Linked DNA regions of Homo sapiens: region 1 is linked to region 2. Evidence: chromatin loops called from intact Hi-C (ENCODE). Cell type or tissue: ascending aorta. All regions are shown on one strand. Links, peaks and the distances in the headings refer to the core of each region. The heading gives the core; the rest is flanking DNA. Region 1 has its middle 330 kb from the start of LINC01372. Region 2 holds the start of LOC105375340 (a long non-coding RNA gene).

Evidence for each region. Hi-C counts contacts between places; a loop is a spot of excess contacts. Peaks named below come from ENCODE experiments on the same cell type or tissue, not always from the same donor. Only the 100,000 strongest peaks of a DNase experiment are listed, where the experiment ranks them.
Region 1: it touches region 2 in a loop (4-fold over the local background); 2 of 110 quality-filtered maps call a loop at or near these places.

What each region holds. Positions count from the first base shown.
Region 1 is chr7:67,659,778-67,671,131 of GRCh38, forward strand. No RefSeq gene overlaps it. Among named protein-coding and RNA genes, the nearest start is that of LINC01372, 330 kb to the left of the region's middle. In ascending aorta, for the core only: no CTCF peak of the experiment used is centred there; no DNase peak of the experiment used is centred there.
Region 2 is chr7:67,599,036-67,610,389 of GRCh38, forward strand. It overlaps LOC105375340 (a long non-coding RNA gene), which reads right to left and starts at 5,078. Exons shown (of 3, transcript XR_001745238.2): 1 at 5,018-5,078; 2 at 3,276-3,377. In ascending aorta, for the core only: no CTCF peak of the experiment used is centred there; no DNase peak of the experiment used is centred there.

The DNA of each region.
Region 1 (11,354 bases), core at 1,368-9,367, 61 kb after region 2:
GCACAATCACGCCTGGCTAACTTTTGTATTTTTAGTAGAGACAGTGTTTCGCCATGATGACAAGGCTGGTCTTGAACTCCTGACCTCAGGTGATCCACCCACCTCAGCCTCCCAAAGTGCTGGGATTACAGATGTGAGCCACCGCACCTGGCCACATGTATCCTTATGAGGGAGGGAGAGGGAAATTTAACACATGCAGAGGAGAAGGCTATAGAAGATGGAGCAGAGACAGAGATTTGAAGATGCTGTTCTTAAAGATTGGAGTGATGTGGGCATAAGTCAAGGAATGCCAGCAGCCACCAGAAGTTGGAAAAGGTGAGAAATGAATTCTTTCTTAGAACCTTTAGAGGGAGTGTGTCTCTGCCAACACCTTGATTTTGGTCAAGTGACATAGATTTTTGACTTCTGACCACCAGAACTGGAGGCCAGCAGGGTGTTATTTTAAGTGACCCAACTTGTGGTCATTGAAAACAAATGGCCGCTGACATCTGCAGGAGGACTTCCAAGGCCAAAGTTGAGGGCCTGATATTTAGACACCCATGCTAGGATCTGTTTGCAGGCATTCATGGCTCATTGTCATCCTACATGAACTTCACAGAAGACCCAGACAATTCTGGCTCACAGATACTAGTAGATTTGGCTAATCTAGAAAACTAGGCCAAACATCATGAAAGGCAGGGCCTGAGGAAGGCTGCATTCTCAACAGAGGTCATGAAAGAAAGAAGACAGCTCTGCCTTCTGCAGGCAGCTGCTCCCCACTTTCAGCTCCTTGCCACACTCTGAAAACCCATATCCTATGTCAGGGAATGCAACATGACCAGGAAAGAGAGGATACATTAGCCTTCCATTGAGATACTGACTTTGAACTCAGATATGCCTGTTGTGGGAAGGCTGTCCCTCTTCTCCTTGAAAGTTGTTGGATCACAAGACCCTCAGCTTAACAGCTGCATATTTATGTCCTTCTCTACGGCCAGCAGCTATAATCAGAAAATACCTAGCATTATGCATACCTCACATATTAATCTGGGGAAAGGCGGAACGGCTTTGTTAGATATGTGACGGCAAGTAGGTGGAGACTGTGACCTGGTCAGGCACAAGTGGTCTTTCCTGTGCCAAACAAAGCCAGGCTGGCCAGTGTTTATTGGCCTTTTGACTGCAATATCCCCTTCTTAGGACAGAGGCAAGAGGTTCCTGTGGAGAGGTGGGCCAAGGGCCCATCATCATGACAGGCAGCTGTCTCTGCTCAGAATATTTCCTCTTCTGAGTTGATCATTGCCCTGGAATCAGATTTTGCAGTTCTTTCTCAGGTGGCTTCTTTATTCAATTGACCATTAGAAGGTCAATCCACTAATCTTCTACACATTGGATGTCTAGATGCTGAGGCTCAAGCTGGGATCCTTCTTTTATATTTTAGAGACAATGTAAAAATCTGCCTCTACAAATGAATTGCCTCTTCTGCCTCACTGCCCAAGGAAGAACAGGCTGTGGTGATAGGCAGGCCATAATGACAGTGTGGACAGTTTCAGAATTGTATATATAATGCTGGACATTGGAATAATTTGGGTAGCCTTTTGTTGGAATGTCTGTTTTTAACCTTGCCTAAATCCCTGAGGTCTGGGGGTAAAATGCTCCTTACTTTGCAGTCACTGATCCACTTTAAATTTGCTAAGCCCAAGATTTGTTATCAAAATGGAAAATAGCACTGGCTTCCTGCCTTCATCCTCCTTTAGATGATTAAAACCAGCTTCTGTGAGCAGAATTTCACCTTCAATGTTCCCCATCCTTCTCCTCCATCACCTGCACTAACTGTCAAATGGTATTTTCTCTTGGTCATGTCTGTACAAGCTTGAGTTTATTCATACCAAGAAAGTTTTATAAGCTGAATTTTTAAAATTTATTTTTAAATTTTGAAACAATCAAACTTATATGTTGAAGGTTCAACTAAAATGACTTTTTTTTTTGTTCTGAAACAATGGAGAATAAATTATCTACCGGCTGCTCTGTTATTCCTGAATATTTTTGTGTGTCATTCCTACAAACAAGTACATTCTCCTACAGAATCACAACACAACCGTCACAATCAGAAAGTTAACATTGATGCATGTCTATCATCTAATCCTCTGAACACGCTCAGCTTTGCTGATTGTCTCAATCATGTTTTTTGCCAGCCAGAATCCTGCGTTGCATTGAAATATGAGGTCTCTTTAGTCACCTTTAGTTTGGAATGTTTCTTCCTCAGCCTTTCCTTGACTTTCATAGCTTTGATATCTAGGCTGAATTTTTTTTTTTTTTTTTTTTTGAGATGGAGTCTCACTCTGTTGCCCAGACTGGAGTGCAGTGGCACGATCGTGGCTCACTGCAACCTCTGCTTTTTGGGTTCAAGTGATTCTCCTGCCTCAGCCTCCCAAGTAGCTGGGATTACAGGCATGTGCCACCAAGCCCGGCTAAGTTTTGTATTTTTAGTAGAGACGGGGTTTCGCCATGTTGGCCAGGCTGGTCTTGAATTCCTGATCTCAGGTGATCTGTCTGGGGTGAATTTTTAACCACCCTCCACCTCCCTCATCCTCAGACTTTGGCTGGTCATTGTGAGAAAGTCATTGTCCTTAAAGAAATATTTCCCTTGTCTTGCTTCACCTCATCCTAGCCTTAATAGCAGCTTGGGAAGAACACTGTACTGGGCGGTCAGAAACTTCTCTTCCTACTTTGACTTCCCCCTCACAATATTGTCCCTGTGTTGCCCCCATGAACTGAATTTACCCTTAGTGAGACTCCAAGGAACTCTGCCCATTGTCAGGAGAATAAAGTACCCCATAGATCTTAAGAGTGTCCACTAGAGAGAAGCTGTTGCTATTTCATTACATAACATACTGTCCCCCTCACTGTAGTATAAATAAACATATCCTTTTCTCCAGTAATTTTTTTTTCATTTTATGGACATTGTTAACTGCTAAGGTGTCTTCTTTCACAATATTTATGACAGTTGGCTCATGGTAGTAAATGTCGTGAACCATTTTGATGTTTTCAACCTTATATTCACTGTATCCCTTGTTTATATTTATTCCTTTTTTCCATTTGGCATTATTTTTACACTCTTTTAAGATGTCTTATATAAATAAGCAAATCCCAGTATACAATACTTTATACATCAAGTTCTGACTCTGTGAAATCAACAAACTCTGGTTTGTTCCTCACAAGATGGCTGCCCCCATGCATGCTCAAGATGGCTGCTACTTGCACATGCTCAAGATGGCTGCCACCCATAAGTGCTCATTGCGTGTTGAGAGAACAGATCTGTGTCATCTGAAGGCAGTAGGCTGGGCCTTCCACCCTGTTTGCCAGATACCTAAAATAGACTTCAGTTTGGGATTCAGTAAGCTGTTTTGTAGCCATGGCTAGCATTTGATTAAAGTCACTGTCATGTGGGGGTCTATGGACAAGCATCTTTTCCTTGCAGACATCCATTCTCAGGGAATGCTCTTACCAAGCTGTTCTGCTTGGAGCATTTGTGTTTTAGTCTTGTGGGAGTCCTGAGCTTTACATTCCACTCAAGAAAGAAAGGACTGAGATGATAGACAGACAGACAACACTGTCACCCCAGCAGAGCCATTATTTCCTCCCACAGAACTCCAAATGATAGGAGTCCTGGTACCTGGAGTTCCTGCTACAGCAGTAGAGACCTGACACATAGGCACCACCCATTCAGAGTTTTAGCTTTACTTGTCTTTTTGGCTTGAAAGCACCTGGAGGCAACAGATGTGTGCATCTGAAGATGCTCGGGGACAAGATGTGTTAAGGTGGATGCAAGAATTTGCTACGTCAACAAGTCAAAACAGCATGCTATAACCTGCCCACAGATTGTGTGTGCAGGGACAACTGTCCCTGACCTGCAGACAAGACAGGACTTTGCAGCCAAGCTACTGGACATGGGTGGGGGAAAAGCAGGTTAGTAAAAGGAGAGTGTAGTAATTTCCTGTGGCTGCTGTGATACATCACCACAAACGAGGAACTTAAACACTGTAAGAAAGAGGAAAGAAACACAAAAGGTGGCTTGATGGTTAAGACAGGCTTATTTTAGAGAAAACAATCCTGAGAGGGGCATCTGGCCATGTTAGTTCAGAGGCACACTCTCTTACAGACTAAGAGTTTTTAAGGATTTAGGGTGGAAAAGTTTATCAGAGGCTTAGACTGCTTCTGTGTCTCTTTGTTGTGCTTATATGGGAGGGAGAGTTGTGTGCCTGTTCCCATACATCTTTCTGCAGCTTCAGGCATATCACTCCAGTCTGCTTTTTGCTTTTCTATCTTAGTGGACTTGAAGGGAAAGGAATGCGCTTATTAAGGCCCACTGTTTTACTGGGGCCCATTGTATGAGGGTGAAGTTTGGTAGTTACCCAAGAGACTTTCCCCCCACCTCCCTCTGTGCCCGAGCTGTCTGATCTGTGTTTTACTGTCTGCTCTTTCTGGTTGCTTATAGTTAGAAAAGAAGTGATTTCCTTGAAATGCATGAGGCTAGAAAGGGAGCTGGAACTTAAAGTGGCAGTGTTTGTCCGAGATGACAGTCCTCCTGCTCTATCAAACACCAGGAGTTTCTTCTCTCATGGTTCTGGAGGTTAGAAGTCTGATATCAAGGTGTCAGCAGGACTGCACTCCTCCAAAGGCTCTAGGAGAGAATCCTTTCTTGTCTCTCTCAGATTCTGGTTGCTCCAGGTGTTCCTTGACTTGTGGCCACATCACTCCAATCCCTGCCTCTGCAGTAACATGGCCTCCTGTTATGTGTCTCTCTCAAAACTGATTCCCTTTGCCTCTTTCCTTTAATCTTTTTTTTTTGTGGTTACATTGTAGGTGTCTATATTTATAGGGTACATGAGATATTTTACAATGTGAAGTAATCACATCAGTGTAAATGCATGCAATGTCAAATAATCACATCAGAGTAAGTAAGGTATGCATCGCTTCAAGCATTTATCCTTTGTATTACAAACAATCCAATCATACCCTTTTAGTTATTCCAAAATGTACAATTAAATTACTGTTGACTGTAGTCACTCTGTTGTGTTATCACAAACTAGATCTCATTTATTCTATCTAGCTATATTGTTGTACCCATTAACCATCCCCACACCCTTCCTAACTCCATAACTACCCTTCTCAGTCTCAGGTAACCATCATTCTACTATCCCTGGTAGTTTGATTATTTTAATTTTTAGCTCCTACAAAGGAATGAGAACATGCAAAGTTTGTTACATGCAAAGTTACATGCAAAGTTGATTATCCCACTCGATAATCCAGGATAACTTCTCTTGAGATCCTTCATTACATCTTTTGCCACAGGAGATAATATCCACTCTTTTGCCATATGAGGTAATATTCACAGGTTCTAGGGAATAAGATATGGATATATCTTTTTGGGGGCAAGCTATAGAGATGAAGTCTCTAATCTTGTTGACTAAATACAAACATGAAGTTAGAGGAGGCTGGAGATGGGGGCAAAATTGATTTAACATGGTCCTGTTTTGAGTGTGTATTTTGTGTAGTGCCTTCTAATCTCAAGTATAAATTAATATTCAGGAAATAATCACTGCATTAGATTTGGTAAGGACCATAGTCAGGTAGAAAAAAAAAGTATCCTAGTGTTTCATTGAAGCTTCTGACATCCCTGACCATTTTGAGTTCATTATCTACATCCGTGTGCATTCCTGAATGGTAAAATTCATTAATTTGGCCAGTATTTATGAAGCATCTTTATAACAGTTCAACCAGTTACATATTTAAGCAATTAAATTTTTCTATAGTGAGTTAAAAATGGTTGTGAGTGTTTCAGTTTTGTTCTTAGTTGTAACAGCTTGGACTTTTTAAAAGTTATCCAGTAATGATCACCTCTTGTCAAAAACCAGGTTTAAGAAGATGCCATTTGATTTTGTGCAAACCTCACTTCCCAAGTCACACCAATTTCTTGTTTGAGAAAAGCATTTGATCATAGATCTGTGACTTGGCTAGTCAGGTGGCTTATACTTAAAAGCATTATTTTTTGAGAAAACATTTTTTGTCTATGTTTTTGCTTCAACCCTCCAGACTTTTAAAGCAAGAAGAACGTGTTTCATTGGTATTTTTAGTTTTTTAAAAAAATACTTGTTGCACTGTATTTGCTTCAGATTATTTAAAAGCCCTTTAATATTAATATATTGAATAAATGGTCCTGAAACCACAGTAGTGAAATCTGAGTGCGTATTATTATCCCATTCCACTCATGGGAAGACTGAGTCCCAGAGGTCTCAGCTGAGGGAATATTCCCTTATTAGTATCACAGCTGGGACTGAAATTCAGATCTCCTAAATCTTAGGCCACGACACAGATGGCACAGGGCTTCTGACATGTCATCTCAATTTTACGAGATTCTCAAGGTTTGGAAATGACTTAGAGACCTCAATATTAGTGATTTGCAGGGATAGACAAACTGCAGATAAATCTTCCTGTGTATCGACTTAAAAAAAAACAAAACAAAACAACAACAAAAAAACCACTAGATTTTCTATTTGGTTCCAACGTTGACAGGTTCTTTCCTCTGTAGACCTATGTGAATTGATGACATCAGCTCAGCCCCAGATCAGTGTCTTCTTGGGTTGTTTGGGACAGTTTTCTCTTCCACTGTCCCCTTCAGTGTGCATTGCATGTGACTGGCTGGTGAGAAGTCCGGGATATGCTTCACTCTGAACAGGTCGATCTGGGGTGAATTATTAGCTGCATGCTGACTTGTAAGTGGAAATCTATATCTTGCCTAGTTCTGCTCTGTGCAAACCTTGTCGTCTTACTTTGTAAATATTGATTGTATTTAAACAGGATTTTGCCCCAGGCCTGGTCAAGGCACCAATTAGATGTTGACTCTCATGCCGCTTGCATAAGGCTATCTATGATTATGGATATGGGACTGGTTCCAACATGCAGCCCTTTCAGAAAGGAAAGATGCTTTAGCCTCAATAATTTATTGGAAACCCCTTTCTAGCACAAAAACAGGAGTAGAGTGAGCTCACCAAGAGCTCACCTGTTCAGAGTGAAGCATATCCCGGACTTCTCACCAGCCAGTCACATGCAATGCACACTGAAGGGGACAGTGGAAGAGAAAACTGTCCCAAACAACCCAAGAAGACACTGATCTGGGGCTGAGCTGATGTCATCAATTCACATAGGTCTACAGAGGAAAGAACCTGTCAACGTTGGAACCAAATAGAAAATCTAGTGGTTTTTTTGTTGTTGTTTTGTTTTGTTTTTTTTTAAGTCGATACACAGGAAGATTTATCTGCAGTTTGTCTATCCCTGCAAATCACTAATATTGAGGTCTCTAAGTCATTTCCAAACCTTGAGAATCTCGTAAAATTGAGATGACATGTCAGTATGTTGCAACTTCTCCTTTCCCTAGTCGCATTCTGTCTTCTCTCATGTGCTCAGTTTTTACTTAATAAAATAAATCACTTTTTTGCGGGGTGGGGAGAGATTTCTCAGGCAACGTTCTGAATTCCCAACAAGAAAGATTGAACCACATGATTTATTTTGATATAATGACTGACGGAACAGATATTTGATAGTTACAGGAGGACTTCGCTTCTTTGGCATCTTTGTACTTAATTCTTTGTTTGTGAACCTTCAAAAGCAAAATCTTTTAAAAAGTACATTAAAAAAATAGCCTGTCAGGTGCAGTGGCTCAGGCCTGTAATCCTGGCATTTTGGGATGCCAAGGTAAGCAGATTGCTTGATCCCAGGAGTTTGAGACAAGCAGATTGCTTGATCCCAGGAGTTTGAGACTAGCCTGGGCAACTTAGCAAGATCCCCATCTCTACAAAAAGTAAAAAAATAGGCAAATGTGTTTTCAAAACTTTCCCACTATTTTTAAAGATCTAGAAAGATTGAAAATTGAGAAAACATAGAGAATAATTTAACAAATTATAATGCCCCTAGCACCCACAATGAACAACTAGAGGTCTTAGCATAATGGTTTTAGATATTTTAAAAAATGAAATGAAAGGTAAATTTGAAGTTCCATATTTATACCTTCTTAATATCATTACCCTTTTTCTCCAGGAGTAAACATTATCTCATATATATATACACACATATATATATGTATATATATATACACACACACATATATGTATATATATACACACACATATATATGTATATATACACACACACATATATATGTATATATATACACACATACATATGTATACCCACACATATGTATATATACACACATATATGTATATATACACACATATATATACACACATATATATGTATGTGTGTGTGTATATATATATATATATATATATATATATTTGCTTGTTTGTTTTTGGGAGTCTTACTCTGTTGCCCAGGCTGGAGTGTAGTGGTACAATCTCGACTCATTGCAACCTCCGCCTCCTAGGTTCAAGCTATTCCACTGATTCAGCCTCCCGAGTAACTGGAATTACAGGCATGTGCCACAATGCCTGTATAATTTTTGTATTTTTAGTAGAGACAGGATTCACCATGTTGGCCAGGCTGGTCTCAAACTCCTGACCTCAAGTGATCTGCCTGCCTCAACCTTCCAAAGTTCCAAAGTGCTGGGATTACAGGCATGTGCCACCACGCCCGGCTAATTTTTATATTTTTAGTAGAGATGAGGCTTCTCCATGTTGACCAGGCTGGTCTCAAACTCCTGGGCTCAAGTGATCCTGCCACCTCGGCCTCCCAAAGTGCTGGGATTTACAGGCATGAGTGACTGTGCTCGGCCCTGCAACTCTTTTTCATTCTTGGTTTGGTTTATGGTAGCTATCCACTTGATGCACCTCAATTTAATTAATTTAACAATTAACAATTTTATGTTTGGATATACTGAAATTTATTTCAATTTTTATTTTTGATAAAAATTATTCTTTCTAATTTATTGCTACTATTAACAAGGCTGCTAAAAATTTCTTATAAATATATAACCTTTGAGTGCTCATGAGAAAATCTCTTTAGCATAAGCATACAAGTAATTATTAAAGTTTCAGTTTTAGCAGACTTTGCCAGATTGCTCTCCCAAGGGGATGTATTATATTACAGCCCCTCTGCTCTAGCGAGGCTTAAAGTTTCCACTTCACGTTTCATCACATTCTCATCAACATTTGATATTGTGCGATTTTATCTCAGTTTTAATTTGCGCTTCCCTGACCACCAGTGACACGAGGATGAATACTGCTTCATTTGTTTATTACCCACTCAGGGTCATCCCTCCTTTCTGGATTGCATTTTCCTATCTTTTGTTCCTATTTGTATTTGCTTTGTTTATCTTTACCTTTATAATCTACAGAAACTCTGGATACTAATTTTTGTAGGTTACGTGGACTGTGAACATTTACCCCAAATCTGTTGCTTTTAATTTTGCCTGAAGTAGGATTCAAAAAAATTAATTTTTGATCTATTTAAGCTATGTTTTTTTTCTGTTTAAAAAATATATAGAAATCTCTACTGTAGGTCATAGAATTATTTTCCAATATTTTCTTGTAATGACTTTCAGGTTTATCTCTCATGTTTATATCTTTAATCCACCTAGAATTTATTTGCTTATTTATTTGTTTGTTTATTTTTGGCTTGGGGTGAGCTGCTGCTCTAGCTCTGTACAGCCTGTTCCCCAAGAATTCTTGCTGTGGGTCAGAAATAATCCTCTTCTGTAAGTCACTGTTGGTTGGAATTTCTATTACTTGTAGCCTAACACCTTCCAATTGCTACACTTATTCTCTCTCCCCACTCCTTTTAGAATTCTCCTTTTATGCATCTTGGAGCTCATAGTTCTTTTTTTCCATTTTTATTTTCTATTTGTGTGTGTATGCATATATGCTGTGTAATGTATATGGTTTTTACAAAATTCAAATTGCATAGCTAAGGTCAAAACAGCTTGTATGTGTGTATATATGTATATATATATGTGCCTTATTTTGGGAGATTGCCCAGCTGTGTACTTCAGTTCACCAATTCTCTCTTTGGCTAGCTCTAGTTGTCTGTTTAAATTCTCCATTGTATATTTTTCTCAAATCACTGTATTTTTTTTTTTACTTCTATAATTTCCAGTAGTTCTTTTTTCGAATCTACCTTTTTTGTTTTCATTATATCTTTTTCATGCCTGATAGACTTTATTTCTTTCTCCATATATGTATATTTCAAGTAAACTTATTTTAAAGTTCCACTCATATTGATTTATTATTTATGGTTTCTTGGGTATGGCCATTTATTGTTTGCTGATGATGTCCTATAGCATTTGATGTTTTCAAATGCTGTCTGGACTGTATCTTCAGCATGAACCATTTTTTACACCTGTGGCACATATTCTGGCTTTCAGAGACTCTTCCATGAGAATTTTCATAATTGCCTCTATTGGGGCTACAGAGAAAATCTCAGGGCCAAAGTTTTACATTTATATCTAGGCTCATTGTTTTTGCACCTTGTAGGCAGTCAGGTTAAGAATTCTGATCTCATAGTCTCAGGCAGGGCCAATTGAGAGGTTGAGGGGTTCTATTTCTTAAAGGCTATGGGTTTGAGTCAGTGATAAAGTTCTTCTAATTCCATTTCAAGGACAGAAAAGACATTTACTGGTGCCTGGCTTCTGCTAAGGGGTTCAGTTTCTGCTCCTGTGCCAAATGTGGAGCCTTGGCTTCAACTCCATCCCCCATGGAGGCTTTAAAACCTCTACCCACACAGGTATATATCTGGTTTAGTTACTTCCATGGCTAAACAGTTTCAACTTCTACTCATTGCAATGTTTCTGGTACCTGCAGGTTCTCATTCTTGCTTTTGGGCTTAGCTATGCATTTCGAATTTTGTAAAAACCATGTACATTATGCAGTATTCCTATGTGGTTTGAAAGGGAGGAGGGCTTCATGCATTCATGCAGTCTGCCATCTTGACCTGGAATCTCGTCCATTTCTTTATCAGTAGTTTCCAAGTTGCACATGGGTTTGTGCCCTAAATATTCCTTAGTATGTTACCAATTTTGAAGTTAGCATATATTTTCCCATTTAAAGACAGGGATATGGAGATTAATGAATGACAGTGTAAGCTTCACTGCTTGGACAGGTGAGCTTCAAGGTTTGAGTTTCATTAAGAGAAATCCAGGTAGCTTCAGGATGCATTCTAAACCATTCAAAATCTAGCTTTCAGTCTTTCAGGTCCAGAAATGCAATTTATTTGCACATCAATTGCAGATCCATCTCTTAGAAAGAGATTCACTCAGGCAGCAGAGTCTGAAGTGTAAAACCAGAATGCCAGTTTTAAAGTTCACCGTGGGAACGACAACTGCTGAGAAATTGGACACTTAAGAGACTTCCTGCATCACATTCTCT
Region 2 (11,354 bases), core at 1,164-9,163:
TCATATGGCTGTCCATGCAGTTGGATGGGGAAATTGAGTGAGGACTGGGTGTGGAAAGGTTTGATGAACTAGCCTGGATATGACAGTCATTACTTTCTTTAATACTCCATTAACCAGAATTTGGTCACATGGCCAAACTGCAAGGCAGAAGTGTAAGGAAGGAAGAAGAGATTGGTGAGTAGCCACATCTCTGCTGTGCTGGGAAAGTCCTTTTCCTTCTAGATGCTTGATTCTATGGCTGAAACACAGAGGCTTTGATCTATGAGATCTGCAAGGCTTCTTCTTGCTCTCACAGTCCACGAGTTTCTTCTTTTATTATTGACAAACTAAATGAGCAGAGTTTTCAAAGCAGATTGGGTTTGCTTCTCATTCCTGGCTTGGATCCCCAATGTCTTTCATTGTGGGGTAGAGCCAACCCTTCACCAACGAGTCTGTTCAAAATGCTAATCAAAGTATTAGTGCCTGATCATCATCTTTCTCCAAACAATGCCCAGACCCACATCGCACTCCTTCTATGTCTTCTGAGAGTCCAAATTTTGAACCCATTTCATCAAGGCCAAATGTCAATCATAAGAAGAAATCTATATGAAATTTTAATTGCAAGATGTTCAGTGTAAATTTAATGAGTGAAATAAGAGATCTGAGAATTCCCGCATTCTCGGTTCATGCATAATGTTGACTTAAATTGGCTCTCTGGAGGTGGAGGGAATTGCATTTTTAGAATTTACACACCGAGAGAGCAAATGGAGTGGACCCTGAAGGTTAAGGTCCTAAATCAGAATCATTTAACTGGCTTTGAGTGATTGCTGTAGGCTGTAATGGCAAGGAGAGCTGGCTGCAGCCACAAGTGATTACTCTGCCTCAGATTATTGAAATGCTACTCAATATTCATAAATCAGTGGTCACTCATACCCCAAATAGTACCTGTCGGCTTTCTGAATAAATTTCCAACCTGCTAATGGAGATTGAAAGAGGCTGATGGGCGCTGGCTCAGAATTGAAACAGATGAGAGCGTTACTCGGACAGACCTGGAAACATCATGTCTTTTTGGAACATGAAGTCACTTTGGGGTAAAGATGTCCCAGCAGACATCTTTTCGCTCTTTGCAAAAGGGGGATTATTCAGGCAGTTTCTCCCAACCCTTGTCATTTCTGTAGAGAATAGCTTTGATGTTTATGTCTCAATCTCTGAAATTTTGCTTGGGACCAAATCAAATGAGTTAAAAGCTTCAATTCAATTGCTTGCACATCCCTGTTTACCCACAGTAATTGGAAAATAAATGCACGGTGCAGCGAAAGGCCATGACATTTATTGGATAGCATGAGAGCAAGCCGGGGAAGGAAATTGTAATTGGAGCGTCAGTCACCGGGGTAACAAATTTGGGAAGAAATAGAGAAATGAAAATGAGCGTGAACTCGTAGAGACATCAAACTGAAAAGCGATTTCATGACCACAGACACTTCAAGTCCATGTTCATTTTCCCTTTGCCTTGTTTCTGGGTTGGATTCATAAATTGTATATAATGGTGACCAGACGTCTGGGTGAGGACATCACATTGACTTGAGTAATAGGCACCACTCTGTAACTATTGCATTTGAAATCTGGCAGAAAATGATATTTGTGTGTGGATGTGAGGGAGACAAGCTGTATAGATTCGTCTCCTGCCTGGTTTCACCTTGAAAAAAGGAAACCAGATAAGGGAGGCTGAAAATAAATCCTGTTTTCAAGTGTAATCGCTCAAAATAATAGCATGGACTCTTTTGATCCCAGCTTTATTAGTCAAAGAGCGTAGAAACAAACATTGTAACTGCAAAACCACCCCCCTCTTCTTGGAAATTTAGGGACATAGAAGAAAGGGGACTCTGTCCAGGATGACAGAGCTAGAATTGAAATCCAGGCCAGCTGCCATGAAAAAGAGCAACAGTTCAAACCACATTCCCCAGGGAAACACTCTGTGCACAAAAGCAATTTGGTGACAGGTATGAAGAGTGTTAAAAACGTCCATTCTCTACCTCCTTTGGGGTTGATTCTATTTATCCTCAGTACAAATTCTCACTTCTACTACCTGATGCCAAAGAATTACGTTGACCTATAAAGAGGTTCATGGAAGCCTTATTTTTGCTACATTTGAAGCAGGTGACAAGTCCAATATGGAAGAATATTTAAGGAAGGCATGGATCGCCTGCTCACAGGTAGCAAGGAACCCTTTGAAAGGTTGCCTTGGAGAATCCATGACACTCCAGAGGAAATGTTTACGGTAAGTGAAAAAAGCAGACTGCAAATATGTACCTCCAGGGTGCTCACACCTACGTAAAAGACGCATGGCTGGATAGTATCAGGCAAATTTGGAAGAAGCCATGATTTCCTTCTTAGCACACTTCCCTCCTTGTTCCCTAACTGTGATCCTGCCTCATGGAAGCCTGATCACTAAACGTGTTTTCTCTTCTCCCCTGGTTCACACTGCTCTTACTGGCTAAAGTACTAACGAGACTTATTTTCTTCTCTTACAATCATGTACTTTTTGGTTATAGAAGTAATGCATACTCATTGTATGACTTTTTGGCAAATACAGAAAAGTATAAAAATATGATAAAAACCGGTCATAATGATGCCACTCAGAGATACCACAGTTTAGTTTATATTTGGGAGCATAACTTTTATGCCCAACCATCTTATAATGAAGGAACTGACCTACATGTGTTTCTGCTCTGTGAACTCTGAGTTAATAAGCCACCAACTCAAGATCACTGGCTCCATCCTAAATTGCTGTCTGACCTCTTGGCAAGTCGCTTACCCTCTCTATTCCTAAATTTCCTAATTTGTAAAATGCGAGAGTTGTTCTGTTTCTATCAAAAAAACTATCTCAGCCCTAAGAATGCTATAAATTCATAATAGTGTAGTTCTAATAGGAATCAGATTTATATCTAGCATGACATGCAGGCAGTATTGATAACTTTTCACGTGACCAGTGAGATCCCTCAACTACATAATATGCCCACCCCCTTAAAGATCTCTATCCGTTCTCTTCCATCCCTCCATAATCTAGCCACACAGGAACCACTTGTGTCTGTTCTGATGAACCACCTGCTGTGATGCCTCTGTGCTTCTCTCTAAGCTGTGTCCTTCTCCCAGAATAACCTTTCCCACCCTGTGCACATCAGGACACTGCCCAGATGTCTCCTCCTCTAGGGAGACTTCTCTATTCTCCCCGGTGCAGGATCAGCTGCTAACTCTCCTATGTTCCCGCAAGACTATGCAGAAGTTGTTTTACTCACTCTTATTGAGTACGGCTGCAATTTTTGTGAGCATATCTATCTCTAAACTCTGGGGACAACGTGGCTGACCATTGCGATTCCAGACCCAAGGTTGTCGCGGACCTAAGGGAAGAAAGGAGTGCTTCATTTATGCTGAGTCATCATTCCTTATTATTAATACAAGGCTTGGAATAAGTAAGACACAATGATTTGATGTTTTGAACAAAGCCAAGGTGACAATGGGTAAAGCCGAAGGAAGCGTTCATTGCCATCAGGCCATGGGCAGTGGGAGAAGGTTGTGGTTATTTTCTTGCAGCAGTGCAGGAAGCCTGTTGCACTCTGAAACGGGAGCTGAATGCCTTGGTGGAGATAAATGGGGAAGGCATGTGATACACCCGGCAGGCAGTAGCTCATCTCAAATTAGCTGAAGCCCCTGGGTTGGTTTTTTTTTTTTTTTTAGACAGGGTCTCACTCTATTGCTCAGGCTAGAGTGCAGTGATGCGATCACAGCTCACTGTAGCCTTGACCTCCTGGGCTCAAGTCTCAAGTGATCCTTCTGTCTCACCCTCTTGAGTAGCTGGAGCTACAGGTGCGTGCCACCACACCCGGCTAACTTTTTATATTTTTTGTAAAGAGAGGGTTTCTCAATGTTGCCCAGGCTGGGCTCGAACTCTTGAGCTCAAGCAATCTGCCCACCACAGCCTCCCAAAGTTCTGGGATTACAGGCGTGAGCCACTGCTCCTGACTCAAGCCCCTGGGTTTTAGCCAGGACAATGGGTCTCTGTGTAGTCGCAGTCTAAACTCTTCTGCTTTTGCACTAATTTGCAAAATACACGGCAAAATCTTCAGGCTGCATAGATGGGATTGATCTGACATTACCTTTCCTGTTTTCAGCCCTGTTTATAAAAACCATGTTGAATTAATGCTGTTGCTTTTAATGATGATAATTTTTGAGGAAAGTAGCATGTTATTAGACAGATTTTATTATAAGAAACACATTTCTGAGCCTCTGAAAGGCACTACCTTTCTGGGAAAGAAGCAGGAAGATGAAAGAGAATGAAGCCCCATTTCCTATGAGCCACATCCCTACGACACCTTGAAAGGCCCTTTGTTCACTCCAATGCTCTGGCCACATCATTCCACTTGCCTGGCCAGGCACTCCTCCTCTGACAACCTTAGGAACTCACAGATTCCTAGCAAGAGAGCAGCGTTGAGTCCTGAGCCCTCAACTGTGAGCTCCCAGAGCTAAGTTAGGCTAGATTGTGGAGGAATGGAAGAGAATAGATAGAGATCTTTTAGGGGCGGTCATATTGCATGGTTGAGAGACCTCATTGGTCACATAGGCTGTTATCAATTTCGCCTACATGTCAGACTAGCCATGAATCTGATTCGTATTAGAACCACACTATTACGAATTCATAGCATTTTCAGGGCTGAGAGAGTCTTTTGATATAATCAGAATAACCCATGCATTTTACAGATTAGGAAATTCAGGAACAGAGAGGGTAGCTGACTTGCCAAGAAGTCACACAGCAATTTAGGATGGAGCCAATTACAGACGCCATTTATAAGACAGGAGTCTTCACATTTCATTTCTCTGAATTTCCTCTTTTTTGAACTGTGCCCAATTGACTCTAGGCTATAAATTCTTATAACTGAGATAATTGGCCCATTTAACTGTGTGGGGGATGGTTCAAGGCAAAGCCAAGCTTCTCTCCCATTTTCCTTAGCAATTCTCCATTCAAAATTCCATAAATACTTACTGATCATTTACTATGTAAGCAGCATGCTAGTAGACATGGAAAGTTGAGCAGTGAATAAGAGGCTGTTGACGATGGGGCAGAGGAGGGGAAGAGGGGGTATTGAACCATTTACTGTACGATTAATTATTTGACTCCTAGGGGGCAAAGGGAGCCTCCTCCAAGAAGCTGAGTGCAGTGGTTTGAGGGCATAGACTGTTGGGCTCAGGCTTTTATTAGCTGTGCAACCCCTTGGAATATTCTATTGTCATCTGTAAAGGAGTTTGCAGCAATATCTATCTCGAGGGCCAAAAGAAGCATTGAATGGGGCAATCTTTACAAAGCATTCTGCAAGGGACATTAGGTTAGCAGGTACTCAATAAGTGTGTACAATTATTTAAAGTCTGAGGGAGGAGGGGAGTCAGTTCAGACCTTGAACAATGCCTCTGAATAGAACTGCTGGAGCTGCCTCTCCAGGAACTGTGAATGGTGGTCCAGACAGGCTCCAAGGCTTTGAGACTGAAACTACCTTTGCAAAAATTATGACAGTGAAAGAAATCTGATCTAACTGACTCCATCTTGCTTTTAACCTCACAGCTACCCTTGCTTATTCCTGGGTGTATGCCAAGGTAACTATGGGAGGAATTTAGTTTTCAGTTTCATTTTAAAACAAAGATGATAACAACCCTTTCCTGAAACAAACCCCTTCCTTGCTTGGGGACTGAAAATGCCTTTGTAAAACTAACAAATTAGCCACAAGATTAGAATTATGGCTCAGGAGTCATGGAACCAGAGGTCACAAGACCCATAATCTCCACAAATTGCTCTTATAGATAACAACACTACTGTAAAACCTAACATTGGTGTTTAAGGTATTTTTCAGACCCTTCATTCTGATAGATCAGCTGGCACCACCTGGACTGGTGGCACATACCAGGAAACTGGCTCAACTGGTCATGTGATCCCACCCGGGCAATGACTCAGTACAAGAAGACAGTTCCAACCTCCTATGATTTCATCCCTGACCCAACCAATCAGCATTCCCAATTTCCTAACACTCTGCCTGCCAAATTATCCTTAAAAAACTCCCTAGTCTCCAAATGTTTTGGGAAGCTGATTTGAGTAATAAACTCTTGTCTTCCCCTTGGCTAGCTCTGCATTTATTAAACCTTTTCTCCACTGCAACACTGCTGTCTCAGTGAATTGGCTGTACCTGTGCAGTGGGCGAGAAGAAAATGGTTATTACAAGACCATCACCCACCTTGGGATACAGTGCTCTTGGGCTGGCTTTTTTTCAACTTTTGCAGCCTCTCTCATCCCCACCTCTACATTTAAGGCATGTGAGTGTCCCTGAGATCACCCCCTGCAGAGAGTGGGGTAATTGCTACATGGGGAGACTGCCACCTGACTCTCTGGCTGAGAGCTTCTCCAAGTGCTTCAAGAACAGAGCAGAAAAGTGTGGGGAAACAGTGTCCCCCAGATTTTCAGGAGGATGGAAATGCAGTGAGACACAAAGGGTACAGTTGGTGCAAGCTGCCTGTCCATTAGCTGCAGGACAAAGTACATGCTCCCTACGGGCCAAGTGGACTTGGAGATGATAGCTGGGCTGGCACTATCTTGAAAGGATTTGAGGTAAGACAACCACCTGCTTGGGCAAAGAGATCCCAGGGAAAAGAGCACAAAAGCCCCACCAGAGCACGGGCAGAGGGGCAGAAACAAGAGGCTGGCAGGGAAGTGGGTGGCCTCCATCAGCGAAGGGAGAAACCTTGGAGAGCTCCATTGGAAGTCTCTGAAGGAACTCACAAAAGTAGCTGCCAGAAGGGGATCCACCAAGTGGACCCCAGTCATGACAGAAGGCACAGCCAGGAGTTTTATTGAGGTGCTCAATTAACCTTTGTGTCTTTCCTTCTCATTCATCTTTCCAGCCCAATAGTAGCAGCCTGTGAATGGAATGGGCCTCTCACTTTTCTCCAACATCTCTCTTCCCCGCACTGTTCCCTGCACCCTGTTGTTTAGTTCTCCTCCAGGGCAGAGGGCAACACTGCCTTCAGACCCAGGTGAGCCAGCTCCCCGTCCTGAGCCCTGTGTCTCAGAGGACCTCAAGCTTCAGCGAGCCTCAAAATTTCCTAAGTCTTTCCAGTACCAGGGTCTGTCTGGAGCTAGCTGTGCCCTTTGAGCAAGGTGCCTCGAGCCCAGACCTGGTTCCAGTGATTCCAGCCGTGGAAAGAGTCTTACTGGACATTTTCTAAGCCTCTTTTCTGTGGTTGGGCCTGGCCAAGGCCAGCAGTGCCATCCAGGTGGGACATCAAAGTTCAGACTGGGTCTTACATGGATTCCAGACCCTGTTTCTTCTCCTTAGGATGCTTTTGACCCTCTATTTCACACATGGGGTTGACCAGATGCCTGGAGTAGCTCAAAGAATTGTACCTATGTTGTGACTCTGAGGTCCTGTGGCCAGGCCCGGGGGGCAGCCTGGCACACAGATCACTCTTGCTAGTTGGTCCAGAGTTTCCTTCATGAGGTTTGGGCTGTCAGGTTGGTGTTGCCATGATGATTTGGGGTGACGCTTCCTCCTATCTGACACAAGATGAGTTGAGTTCAGGGATCTGGGCAACCAATGGTCCACCATCACCCCTGGGCTGAGCCATGCATTGGTGCTTACCGGTCTTGGCTCTGACCATGGTTCCACTTCCAGTCTTCAGCACCCAAAGGCTGTGGGGTGGCATTAGGTGCCCTTTACAACAGGCATGTTCTTATTTCTGAACCTGGGAACCTACACCAGGTGTCAGGGGGTCTTCTGGGGGATGTGTCCCCTGATCTAAAGGGCCTGAGACCGGGTCACCATTGCAGTGGTCCATGGGAACCTGGGATGGCAGCCCTCTCCTTCCTGCACTGTGCCGACCCTGGAAGGATGAGAAGCAAAGCCAGAAAAGAGAGAAGGAGGTGGAATAGGAGATAAGAAGAAAATGCCCCTCACTGCCACCTAAATACACTCCACTCACTCCAGAAAACTACCTGGGTGGGCAGAGAGGAGGGATTCTAAGTGGGTAACATTGCAGAGTGTTGTGATCACCCCAGACCTGACTGCAATTATGTGACTGGCCATTAGACAAGATACTTTAATTCCTTATTTTTTATTTTTATTTTTTTGAGATGGAGTCTTGCTTTGTTGCCTAGGCTGGAGTGCAGTGGTGTGATCTTGGCTCACTGTAACCTCCACCTCCAGGGTTCAAACGATTCTCTTGCCTCAGCCCCCGAGTAGCTGGGATTACAGGTGCCCGCCACCACGCCTGGTTAATTTTTGTATTTTTAGTAAAGGATTTCACCATATTGGCTAGGCTGGTCTCGAACTCCCGACCTTAGGTGATCCACCTGCCTTTGCCTCCCAAAGTGCTGAGATTACAGGCATGAGCCACCGTGCCCCATCCAAGACATTTTAATTCCTAAGACAAGACTTCCAGCTACCAGAAGTGACAGAAGTAAGGCCATGGAGGGGACTGCAGTGACATCCAGGTTGGTAAGGACCCAGATGGTAGCCACAAGCCACATGGGGCTATTTAAATTTAAATTAGTGGAAGTCAAATACAATGAAAGACTCAGGTGCTGTGTCTCATTAGCCGCATGTCAAGTGCTTGAAAGTTATACATGGCTAGTGGCTACCCTGCTGGCCAGTGTAGACATAGAACGTTTCCACCCTGCAGAAAATTCTCTTGGACAGGGAGGTTCCAGAGAGTGGCTGAAAGGAATCACGAGAGAATTCGTGAAGCTGGTTTCTGCTACCCCTTGGCTGAGTCTAGATTGGTTAGTGTTAATTGAACTTAACAGTTACTTAAGATTAAGGGAGGCATTATTTATATTTTTTAAGATGAGAGAGATGGGAGCGTGTTAATATGCTGAAGGAAAAAGAACCTGCAGAAAGGGAGAGAGGAATGGTATTGGGGAGGGAGGGGTGATTGTAAGAGCAAGGACGGTGAGTTTATTTTGAGCCCAGAGGTAAAGTAAAGGTGTCAGATGATTCTGCAAATCATCATGAATTCCTGAAACAAGAAAGGAACCCACAACCCAGACTGGCTTGCAATTCTCTTCCAAAGGGAAGTGGAATTGCCGGTGTGAACCTCCTTAATACTTAAATGCTTTGCAGATGAAACAGAAAATAACCAGGAATTGCATTCTCAACACCGCCACTGCATTTACAGAGCCTCGGGCAGGATATCTGACCCATTATTGTCAGAATATACAGAGTCCACATCCCAAACCATTAATTTGAGATTCTGCGTTCAATCATTATTTATTCATTGTCAAATTTATATGACATACAAAAACCTCTTATTTTAACACCTGATATTTGTCTCAGATACATATAGAGAAAGGCTTTGCATCAGATGCCAGTTTGACTCTCTTGAATTCTCAACCACAGAAGCTCAGGGACTCTTTGCGTGTGCAAGTGTGTGTGGGCATCTGTGGGAGTTCACAGAGTAAGGGCATGACACAGTTCAGTATTTTCATCTCCTGAGCAGATTTTCTGGGGAGTGATGGGTAAAAGGGCACAGTGGCTTATGCCTGTAATCCCAGCACTTTGGGAGGCCGAGGCGGGTGAATCATGAGGTCAGGAGTTCGAGACCAGCCTGGCCATCATGGTGAAACCCTGTCTCTACTAAAAATACAAAAAATTAGGTGGGTATAGTGGCGGGCGCCTGTAATCCCAGCTACTCGGGAGGCTGAGGCAGGAGAATCACTTGAATTTGGGAGGTGGAGGTTGCGGTGAGCCAAGATCATGCCACTGTACTCCAGCCCGGGCTACAGAGTGAGACTCTGTCTTAAAACAAAACAAAACAAAACAAAACAAAACAAACAAACAAACAAAAAAACCCACCATGTCCACCTTTCTACGCAGTGCTGAAAATCTGTTTTGGACCTTCCAATCAGGATATCAGAAGAAAATGTCCCTTGTGGCATATGAAGGCATAGCACAGAGCGGTAGCCAGCCAGCCAGCAAGGGGAGGGTTTTACACCAAGAGAAAAGCCACTCCTGCAGAAAAAGTGATGAGTAGAGGGCATTTCTCAGACTGCTTTGGGCAGAAGCAGTTTTCTTAGCAATCCTTTAGCTAAGAAGTCTGTACTTGGCATTTATTTTGAGCCCAGAGGTCAGAAAAGAGGTGAGATGATTCTGCAAAACATCACAAATTCCTGACAAAAGAAAGGAGCCCACAGCTTGGGCCTGCTTGGAATAAGGACAGTGTGAGACAGCTTGTAAAGAAGTCACGGAAGAAGATAACGCAAGGGAAAGAGGCAGAGAGAAGAGAATACTCTCCTGTCTCCAGTTAGCTGGGACTTTCTTTCTTTTTTTTTGTTTTTTGAGATGGAGTCTCGCTCTGTCGCCCAGGCTGGAGTGCAGAGGTGCGATCTCAGCTCACTGCAAGCTCCGCCTCTGGGGTTCATGCCATTCTCCCGCCTCAGCCTTCCCGAGTAGCTGGGACCACAGGTGCCCGCCACTACGCCCGGCTACTTTTTTGTATTTTTAGTAGAGACGGGGTTTCACCGTGTTGGCCAGGATGGTCTCGATCTCCTGACCTCGTGATCCGCCTGCCTCGGCCTCCCAGAGTGCTGGGATTACAGGCGTGAGCCACCGGAGAGTTTTCATGTCTTCTCAACTGAGAGAGAATTGGAAGATAATGTCAGAATCTCACTCCATGCAGCATGCAGCCTGTTTTTTCTTAATATCTGGTTGGATTTGCAACTAGATTTTCCTAAGATGAGACTTCCTGTTATAGGAAGTCGCTTAAAAGGCTTTGGAGTGTGTGAGGCCAAGACCGGCAGATCACGAGGTCAGGAGTTTGACAAAAATTAGCCAGGTGTGGTGGTGTGCGCCTGTACTCCCAGCTACTCAGGAGGCTGAGGCAGGAGAATCACTTGAACCCGGGAGGCAGAGGCTACACTGAACCAAGATCGTGCCACTGCACTCCAGCCTGGGCAACAGAGCGAGACTCCATCTGAAAAAAAAAAAAAAAGGCTTTGTAGTGGACTGCAATACTATCTAAGGTTGGCAAGGAAACGTAGGGTGCCCACAAACCACATGGGGCTCCTTAAATTTAAATAACCCTCCAACTCTTCTACTCAGTCAGGCACTTGGAAGTCGCAAAGGGGAAGGGAGAGGGGAAGATTGGCTTGGAGACCTGTACACATGTCTTTAACTTAATGTTAAGTGTGTTTCGGCCTTGAACTTAGTATTAAGTGTAGCTCTCGTTCCACATGTGGTTCAGTCATTCACTGCTAACCTTATCTTTTTTTTTTTTTTTTTTTTTGAGACAGAGTCTTCTTTTGTCACCCAGGCTGGAGTGCAGTGGTGCGATCTCAGCTCACT